Linked DNA regions of Homo sapiens: region 2 is linked to region 1. Evidence: chromatin loops called from intact Hi-C (ENCODE). Cell type or tissue: ovary. All regions are shown on one strand. Links, peaks and the distances in the headings refer to the core of each region. The heading gives the core; the rest is flanking DNA. Region 1 overlaps LOC105375490 (a long non-coding RNA gene). Region 2 has its middle 52 kb from the start of GRM8.

Evidence for each region. Peaks named below come from ENCODE experiments on the same cell type or tissue, not always from the same donor. Only the 100,000 strongest peaks of a DNase experiment are listed, where the experiment ranks them.
Region 2: a loop joins it to region 1, with 4 times the contacts of the local background. A loop is called at or near these places in 1 of 110 quality-filtered maps.

What each region holds. Positions count from the first base shown.
Region 1 is chr7:127,501,999-127,507,388 of GRCh38, reverse strand. It overlaps LOC105375490 (a long non-coding RNA gene), which reads left to right. Exons shown (of 5, transcript XR_007060511.1): 4 at 1,627-2,069. Among named protein-coding and RNA genes, the nearest start is that of LINC03012, 28 kb to the right of the region's middle. In ovary, for the core only: no CTCF peak of the experiment used is centred there; a DNase peak (open chromatin) is centred at 2,451.
Region 2 is chr7:127,301,960-127,307,349 of GRCh38, reverse strand. No RefSeq gene overlaps it. Among named protein-coding and RNA genes, the nearest start is that of GRM8, 52 kb to the right of the region's middle. In ovary, for the core only: no CTCF peak of the experiment used is centred there; no DNase peak of the experiment used is centred there.

The sequences.
Region 1 (5,390 bases), core at 217-5,216:
GCCTCCAGTTTTCATGCACAAGTGTTGTATAAATCCAAAGTATGATTATTATTATTTTATGTTTTTAATTATTATTAAAAATGGGTCTATAAAGCCAGGAAGTTTTATGTTTTCCAGGAAAACAGGAAACAAATCTGGTTTTACTAATCATACCTAGTAGAAAGCTACTAATTTTCTTCCAAAAATAAAATAGAATTGCAAGTGGGTATTTAAAAAATGCATTAAAATGGCAATGTGCGCATAATTTAAATGAGCCAAGAGCCTGCTAATTATTCTGGCATGTGTTCAGTTACTTTTGTACTATTTCTCCTCTAATGTAAACAAGAGAATTCCTCCTAATTGCCCAAAATAGCTTTTAGTAGGTATTGGTTTTTTCTATTTTTGTATAAAAACTACAGTTTGCATGTTTAATAACTAGACACAAAGTGTGATTATTTAGAATTTTTCTCTAAAAAGAATACACTATTACCTATATTTTTCAGCCTTTAAAATCAAATTAAGGTGCTAATTAAGCTATTAATTTACTAGAGCAGAAAATAACTATACAATGTGTATCTGGAGGAATAAATGGCCTCATGTGCATCCAAATGAGGTAAAAGTGGGCTCAGACATACTCATGTAACATAGTATATGAAGCACAATGTGTAGTGAAGAAACCAGGCCCTTCTCTATAGTATTCTTGATCATTATTTTCTGGACATGACATTGATTTATGATTATATTCTTCTTCACAGCTCAGGACCGTTAGCATAGGACTAAATAAACACTGCAGCCTTATTCCTTATTTTTTATTTTTTAATTTTTTTGAGACAGACTCTCGCTCTGTCACCAGGCTGGAGTGCAGTGGCGCAGTCTCGGCTCACTGCAACCTCTGCCTCCTGGGTTCAAGCGATTCTCCTGCCTCAGCCTCCCTAGTAGCTGGGACTACAGGCACACGCCACCACTCCTGACTAATTTTTTGTATTTTTAGTGGAGATGGGGTTTCACCATGTTGGCCAGGATGGTCTTGATCTCCTGACCTCATGATCCGCCTGCCTCAGCCTCCCAAAGCCCTTATTTTTAAATCAGTTTGTCATATATTTATGAAACGTAAGTGAGTTATTTCACATCAAGTTTATTAGAACAGTATTCTGCTTCCTCCAGTATGTTGAACTAAATACACAGCTAGAGCAAGGATAAAACATATTTATGTTGAGTAACAGGATGTTGGACTGAAATCCTTCCCCTTGAGGTTGACTGAAACACCAATATAATAGATACCAAAGAGAATGTGAATATTTGGAGAATGCACTCCATGACGTGGTAGACCAATAATATGAAATGTGGTTAGCGCAAGGAGAGAGGAAAAGCATTTAGTGAGGAAGCATCTTTGGAGAAAACAGTAAAGTCCCACTTCCTCCCCCGACACAGAGGGAGATACTTTCTTCTTCATCTGAGGTCTACTGAGGAGGACTACCATGGTACCTGGAGACCTTTGATATGTGGGCTGGGGCTTGACTCTGATGTTGGAAATCTAGAGGGCAAGAAAAGAGCTGACTAACCACTCTCTTGGCAAACATGGGAAGGGGTTGGCCTAGGGTTTCTTGTGTTTTGTTTTTTAGCAAAGCCTGTCTCATTGTTTCAAAGGGACTACATGTGGGTGCTGAGAGCCAGCATGGGTTCTCTTAGAGCCTGCCACCTGGAAGAAAGTGATTTCTGAAGATAGAAGCTGGTTACGTAACGCTGATGTACAAAAATGAAGAGAGGAATCATGCAGGATCATTCAGGCTAGAAATGCACCTACCTGGGGCTAGATGTTGCAGGAGAAAGGAGTACAGTGATAGGAACCTTTGAAGAGCTCATGACCCTCAGGGCATGAAGATATCAGTTCACAGAATATTTTATCATTTTCCTGTCTACCATCTTCCTGCTTTGACTTTGAGGACATGAAAACAGCTGGGAGAGGGAAGGGGAAGGGGGAGAAGGGAAGCACAAGGCAGTAAATAAAGGAAGAAACTAATCAGCCACTCTTTCTCATTGTAGGCTTTCAGCCTGAAGCAGAACCAAGCTGGGGGAGGAGGAGTTTTACTGTAAGTCAAGCCCAGAGTTATAATTGTTATACAGAATTGGACAATCTAATTTCTGAATCAAGATTGTTTTTCATCCAGGCTCAGGGAAACTTTACTCCTGCTAAATAAAGCCTAATGGAACAGTGGGAAGAAAAAATAAAGTTGTATTTTGATTACATTATATCTGCTTGAGTAACATTGTAATTTCAAATGCAGTGCTAGGTTTGTAGGAAATGAGAGAAATATCCAACGGTGTTAAAAAAAAGAGAGAGAGAGAGAGAGAATACTTTGTTGAAATCTGAAAAGGAGATGCAGTGAGCAGTAAGCAAATGCAATCAGGACACTAAGCTTTGGGCTCAACCCAAGGCCAGTGAATGGAACCTGGAAGGAAATAAGGCAGCTGAGGTCTGGCGCCCCCTGGCCCCCAGTGGAAGCAAGGATAAAGCTGCTCTGGAGGAAGTCAACCTCAATTAGCCCCTCAGGATTCCATAGATGAAGATCTACCAAACATGGGCTCACCATCGAAGATCACCAACATGACAGAAGAAAAAGCCTCTGTCTCACCATGGGGAGAGTCAGCAGAAACAATAAACGAAGGATTTAGAGTCCTCATGAATTCTGATTTTGGAATGATCAAGATGTAGAATATCAAACAATTATGTATACCCAGGTATCTCACAGAAATGTAAAGCAATAAGGAACTACCCAAAATAAGCAGGAATCTATAAAAGAAACCACACAGAATTTGCAAAATAGAAACAGGCTTGTTTGTACTAAATTGTCTTTCACTTTTTCTATCTCCTTGTTTTCTCTGCTGTATTATGAGTACTTTTAAAAAAATCCATATATCAATAATTCTCTCTTCAACTGTTTACTGTTTAACCCATTAATTAAAAAATTTTTAACTATTATACTTTTCTGTTTTGAAAATATTGATTCATTGAATCAGGTAGATCTTCCAAACATTTACGCCAAAATTACGTTCATTAACATCACCACTGATCTCATTAGAAAAGTCCAAGTATTGGGAAGCTGTCAGACCCATGGTGGCAAATACAAATTTTCTAAAATTCTAATTTTTGCTTAAAAACTTGAATTTTATCATTGGCAACAAGTTCTGTTGGTTGTTTTCCTTGAAGTTACAGGCTCACTTCGTTCCATTTTGAGAAAATGTCTGCCAATTATCCAAGTCTGAATAGCCATAGTTCATCTGTCAGTCATCCTTTTAAGTAAAAATAGTGTTCCATGAAAAAATCGGTTACGTCAGCTTGCAACTCAATCACAAAAGTGTTTTTCCTTGAGAAAACGATCATACTTCAGTATTCAGAAGAAGTGCCTTTTGTAGTTCCCATTTTGTCACAGAGAATATTAAAAAGACATTGCTTAAAGGTCAAGATTTAATAAAATTAATATATATTTTTTCTGCTTCACCAAGCACATTGTTAAGCATAACTGACATTTTAGAAATTTACTGTGAGTGTGCGGCAGAGAAGAATGCAAGGTTACCAGCATCATTTGGTGCCACTGTCTTGATTCATGCTAAGTCACCAGATGTTTGAACCCACCATTGCTTCTGCACCACCAGTGTACATGTCAACACAGAGAAAAAGACTAATAACATCTTGGTATTATTATGAAAGTAGTTTTGACCTTGTGGGCCCCAGAAAGGGTCTCAGGGTCCCTACAGGTCCATAAACTACACCTTGAGACTACAATTCTGAAGGAATAAGAAAAATGCCTCCGGGAGTAAGGTCTGAAATAGAAGAAGGTCCGGTGGGCAAAAAAAGTTGGTAATCTAACAAATCTTATCTATCTAAAACAATAATGTCTTCCGTGGGGATTAAAAAATTAAAGTTAAATGATAGACAACAGTAACATAAATTGCAAAGGGTAAAAATAGCATGCAAGTTGGGGGGGTTGCCTAGGAGTGACACTTTAGAATTTAACTTAAATATGAAGGAAAAATTTTAAGGATGGAAAATGGCCAGTTAAAGATTATGGATTGAATGTATGCATTCACTTCACTCCCTCCCCCAAATTATAAAAATGACAACCAATGGATGTTTTTTAAAAGATATAAACCTATAAGAAAAGTGAGGAGACAATAGCAGTCAAAAGTAGGAAGGTGGAAAGCCGTTGGATGAGTGGTAACTGATTTTGACCACCTGGGAAAACTGAGCTCCAAGCTTGCAAGAGAAGTCAGCAGAAAACATATGACAGATTCAAAACTCATTCATAATTTTAAAAATTTGCATGAAGCTAAATATTGAAGGACAATTCCTTAACCAGGTAAAGGGTATCTAAACCAAACCAAATCAAACCTACAGTGAACATTATTCTTTTTTTCTTTTTTAACTTTTTCTTTAGGTTTGGGGTACACATGCAGGTTTGTTATATAGGTAAACTCATGTCACAGGGATTTGTTGTAGAGATTATTTCATTACCCAGGTACTAAGCCCAGTGCCCAATTATTTTTTTTGCCTCTCTTCCTCCTCTGACTTTCTCCCTACTCAAGTAGGCCCCAGTGTCTGTTGTTCTCTTTTTTGTGTCCATGTGTTCTCATCATTTAGCTCCCACTTATAAGTGAGAACATCTGGTATTTGGTTTTCTGTTACTCTGTTAGTTTGCTAAAGATAATGGCCTCCAGCTCCATACATTTTCCCAGGAAAGACATGATCTCGTTCTTTTTTATGGTGACATAGTATTCCATGGTGTATATGTACCACATTTTCTTTATCCCATCTGTTGTCAATGGGCATTTAGGCTGATTTTTGTCTTTGCTATTGTGAATAGTGCTGCAATGAACATTTGCATGCATGTGTCTTTATGGCAGAATAATTTATATCCCTCTGCATATACTCAGTAATGGGATTGCTGGGTCAAATGGTGTTTCTGATTTTAGCTCTCGGAGGAATTACCACACTGCTTTCTACAATGGATGAACTAATTTACACTTCCACCAATAGTGTATAAGTTTTCCCTTTTCTCTGAAACCTTCCCAGCATGTGTTATTTTTTGACTTTTTAATAACAGTCATTCTGACTGGTGTGAGATGGTATCTCATTGTGATTTTCATTTGCATTTCTCTAATGATCAGTGTTATTTGAGCTTTTTTTCACATGCTTTTTGGCTGCGTATATATCTTCTTTTGAAAAATGTCTGTTCGTGTTTTTCACCCACTTTTTAACGAGGTTGTTTTTGTCTTGTAAATTTTTTAAGTTCCTTCTAGGTACTGGATTAATATCTTTGTCAGATATATGGTTTGCAAATATTTTCCCCCACTCTGTGTTAATTAATTAATTTAATTAATGCATTAATTAATTAACTTATTAATACATTAAT
Region 2 (5,390 bases), core at 232-5,231, 200 kb after region 1:
ATAATTTCACACTTACAAAAAGTTGTAAAAACAGTACAAAGGATATCTGCAAGCCCTTTGCCCAGATTCCCAAAAGCTTATACCTTACCTAATGATAGTAAAATTATTAGAATCAAGAAATTAACATTGATACAGTACTATTAATAATGCATATCAAACTTCAGCAACCGTTCCATGAATTTCCTTTCTGGTCCAAGACCTAACCCAGGATTTCGTGATGGATTTAGTTATCATGTATCCTTGGGTCTTTTAATCTGTGCTAGTTCCTTGGTCTTTTTTGTCTTCCATCAACTTTGACACTTTTTGAAAAGCATTGACTGACCAGTTATTTCGAAGGATGTCACTCAGTTTGAATTTTTCTGATGTTTCTTCATGATTCAAATTAGGTTATGCACCCTTTTGTCAAGAAGATCATAAAATTGATATTCAGTGCATTATATTGAGAAGCACACGGAATTAACTTATTCCATTACTGGTGATAACTTTTAATCACTTAAGAAGGTATCTACCAGGCTTTTCCAAAAAGTTATTCTTTTTCCATGGTGATTAATATACATCTTATGGAAAGATACTTTGTGACTCAGTAAACTATTCTGTATCTCATCAAACTTTCACTCAGAAATTTAAGAACTTATCAATTATTCTTGTCTGAAGAAAAATGATTACTGTGATATTTGCCAAATTGATTTTCCATTTTCATCATTCCTTTATCCAACATCTATAAGTTGGAAGCCTACTGTGAGAAGATTTTATTTGTTTATTTATATCATTGTGGGCCCTTTGTTTCTTATTTTAGTCTGTGGGTCGTAATCCATTACTATAATTTTTTCTTATTGTTACTTAAATTTCCTCAAATCTGACCATTGAGAGCCCCTCTAAGTTGGTTGCTGTGTCCTTTTGACATATTTTAAGTTGTTCCCATTTGAAATAAAGACACGCTAAAAATATTGGCTTAGATGCTGAGAAGATACAAATCCAGAGACTTTTCTGGAGGCTCATCCCTTCTGCTTTTTCACAAGCTTGGAAAGAAGCTGATTCTTCAGAAGAGTAGGCTATCCAGAGGCTGACCTCAGGACAGTTCCCCTTTCTAAGAAGGTCATCTCCTTTCCATGAAGTTCCCATTGTTTTACAGGTATCTAGAGCTTTCCTGGCCCCTTTCCATGCTTTGATAACTATGTAAAGTGGCACAGGTGTGCGGTCCTTCCTCCAATGTGCTTTCCATGGTATGCCTGGATATTCTTGACTTGAGATTGCCTCACTGCAGGATAGCAAGAGGATGGAGCTCATAACCTCTGATGTTTCTTTGACTGCTTTTTCCTAAAAATCTTATTTTATATTTGTATCGTGTGGTGTCCATGTCGTGTTTGCACAACAGATCACAGAATGCAACCCTATCATTTAGACTATACTCATGTAATAATTTTAAAGACTATTATAATTTTCCCCATGATGAAATTAATTATTGTGAGTACCACATAGACTAATACATACTTACTCTATGTAAGTTTTAACAAAATTATATGTGTCATTTTATACTGATTTACAGTATTTCTATATTTTAATGGTGTAAAAATAAACTACTTAAACATGATATTAGGAATGATTAGAAAATGGATGAAAGTGACAGTAAGTTAACAATTAATCTAACTATAATGTACAATGAAAAATTAGCAAGTCCAAATTAAGTTTTTGGGGCATTTTAAATTAGATTAGTTATGCATTGCTTAATGACAGAGATATCCTCTTCTGAGAAATGCATCACTAGAAGATTTTGTCATAGTGCAAACATCGTAGTGTGTACCTACACAAACCTAGGTGGTATAGCCTACTACACACCCAGGCTATATAGCTTATTGTTCCTAGGCTACAAACCTGTACAGCGTATTAGTGTATCGAATACTGTAGGACACTGGAACACAATGTAAGTATTTATGTATTCATCCATATCTAAACATAGAAAAGACATAGTAAAAATACAGTATAAAAGATAAAGAAATGGTACACCTGCCTAAGGCACTTGCCATGAACAGAACTTACAGAACTCAAAGTTACTCTGGGTGTCAGTGAGTGAGTGGTGGGTGAATGTGAAGGCCTAGGACATTGCTGTACACTGCTGTGGACTTTATAAACACTGTATGCTTAGGCTACACTACATTTATAAAAAGTATTTTTCTTTATTCAATAATAAGTTAACCTTAACTTGTTGTAATGTTTTTTACTTCATATATTTAAAATTTTTTCTAACTTTTTGACTTTTGTAATAACACTTAGGTTAAAACACAAACACATTATATAGCTGTACAGAAGTATTTTCTTTATAGCCTTATTCTGTAAACTTTTTTCTAGTTTTAAAAATTTTAGGGGTCCAGTGTGGCAGTTTGCATTGTAATCCCAGTACTTTGGGAGACCAAGGTGGGAGGATTGCTTGAGCCTGGGAGTTTGAGGCTCAGTGAGCTATGCTGGTACCATTGCACTCCAACCTGGACAAAAACATACTCTAGCCTAGGCCTACACAGGATCAGGATTGTCAGTATGACTGTCTTCCACCTCCACACCTTGCCCCACTAGAAGGTCTTCAGGGGCAATAATACACATGGAGCTACCATCTCCTATGATAGCAATGCCTTCTTCTGGAATACACCTGAAGGATCTGCCTGAGGTTGTTTTACAGTTAACTTTTTAAAAACATATGTAGACATATTACACTCTAAAATGATGATAAGTGTTGTCTAATAAATACATAACCCAGTAACATATTTATTATCGTTATCAAGTGTTATATACTATGCACAATTGCATGTGCTATACTTTTATAGACTGGCAGTGTGGCCCATTGCTGACTGAAACATCATCATGTGGTGCATGACTGTAATTTCAGATATGGGCTATAAAGAAGCAAATATCAGTACAAATGTACAAGTTTTTATGACAAAATATTTTGTTCAGCTTGTTTTTAATTTTTTAAGAATTAAGAATGATCATATTTTGTGAGGTTTTGCTTTAATTTTCCGAGTGACTTCTAGACCCTAATGGATATGCTGTGTTATTGCAGGGGCGTTCTGTAAGGGTGGAGCTTGAGACTCTTGGCATTTAAAAGGGGGCAGGGATTTAAGGTGAAAGGACGCAAAGAGATACGCTAAAAAAGAAAGAAGGAAAAAAGGAAAGACAATTCAAGGAGGAAAATTTAATATCTATTCAGAGTCAAAATCATATTTGGCTCTGATTTGGCGGCTGAAAATAGAGAAGCTCTATTTTTGATTAAATTATGTAGTATATGCAGTGGGAGGGGCTGGTGGAGTAAAGAGTTCATGCTCTGAAATCAGACCAACCTGGGTTTAGTTCCAGTGCCACCACTCATGAGCTGTGTGACATTAGACAAGCTCCTGAACCTTCCTGAGGCTTATATAAAATGACAATGTTTGTAGTAAAGAACTTAGCACAGTGAGTAGACCATAATAAACCCTCTGTTAAGTGTGAGCTATTACTATTATCTGAGACCAAACAATGGGGCAGTCATTTAATTATACATTTAATATCAGTCTGAGACTATTAGGATGAAAGTGATGCCAATGAAAATGATCAATAATTTCGTGGTTTTACAGAAACATGGAACAGCCTCCATTACGTACATAAATGAATCTGAGATTTTAAAAGCTCCCTGCCTGGGGCATTCTCAAGGATCCTGAATCTCATATATCATAATTAACTCCATTGTAACCACTGAGCTGAAGCTGTGGATTCATTAGCGCCTGAAAGCTGACATTTAAAAACCGTGGATGGAGCTAATCTGAGGGTGGAAGAACATTGTATTGAGGTAGCACATGACTATTGAGAAAAAGGTGTTACCTTTTCTCACACAAAGTTTGACCACTTGAAGTTCAAATGAATGTGGGTTGATTGAAAATGCCTGGTGGTGTCATTTAGCTGTTTCTTAAAAAGGTTTTTGAAGACTTTAAGCTGTAACATTTGAGCCTGTGGAACTAGACAGATGCTTTCAGGGACTCGGTGTGAGTAATGTTCTCCTATTATAGCCTGGGTCATAATTCATCAAATATTCCTGTAGTGGCCTGGAAGAGGCAATATATCTCTTGAGTATGCACAGGGGATGTATTCTAATGCTGGAAGATCTGGTTCAGTAACCAAAAACATATTTAGAGCTAAAAATGAAAATTCCAGTGGGAAACCCCATGATTTTAATAAATGTTTAGACTGGGCGCAGTGGCTCATGCCTGTAATCTTAGGCTTTGGGAAGCTGAGGTGAGAAGATTGCTTGAGGCCAGGAGTTCAAGACATGCCTGGGCAACACAGAAAGACCCTATATCTACAAAAAATAAGAAATTATCTGGGCATGTGGTGCATGCCTGTAGACCCAGCTACTTAGGAGGCTGAGGCGGGAGGATCACTTGAGCCCAGGAGGTTGAGGCTCCAGTGAGCTATGATTGCACAACTGCACTCCAGCCTGGGTGACAAAGCAAGACCCTGTCTCTAAAATAAATACATAAACAAATAAATTTCTAGAGGATCTGCTTCAAGTTAGCTAACCATCAGCTTCCAAGATGTTGATGCCATTTGTGCTCAGAACAGAACAAAGCTCTTGTGGGAACAGAATTATTACTAATTTTAATTTTTTAGTATAACCATTAGCATCTTTGCTCCAATCATAGAGCAGCTGAGTCCTGGTGATACGGGTTGATTTTGTGCTGTTGCAGATGACACTGTCACACTTGTTTTAGTGTATTTTTCACATTTTTCCATGAGTTGCCTGAAGTCATTCATTTAGTGGGTTATTGCCTTGGATAGTGTTTAACTGCTCTCAAGACTTCTGGAAATATTTGAAGCATGGGACAGGTGTGGCCAGCCTAGCCACCTTCTTATTCGTATCCCCACAAATGATCAGACTAGCAGTTCAATTAAGAGAAAATGCTTCCTAGCAAACCACCAGCTTGTTTGCTGAATGAGGTACTGTGGCATGGAAAACAAGGCCAGCCCTTGCAGTATTTTAGTTGAATTCACCTGCCTAGTATTAAATAAAATCTCCACTTCTCATCATTGGAAAGTAGAGAGAAGAGAGCAAAAGCAGAAAGATGTCAAAAACACACCAATGAGCAAGCCATATTCTCTAACTTCTGACCCAAGGACCATCACTTTGCTAACAAGAATTTTCAGTGGATTGCACCAATTCTTCCTTCTCATTCTGTTTTCTTGTTTTTTCTTTCAACTTTTATTTTAGGTTCAGTAGGTACGTGTGCAGGTTTCTTACAAGGGTAAATTGCATGTTCCTGGAGTTTGGTGTACAAATGATCCCATCAGCCAGGTAGGGAGCATAGTACTGGATAATTTTTCAACCTTTACCCCCTCTCACTCTCTCATCCTCCCCGCTCTAGTAGTCT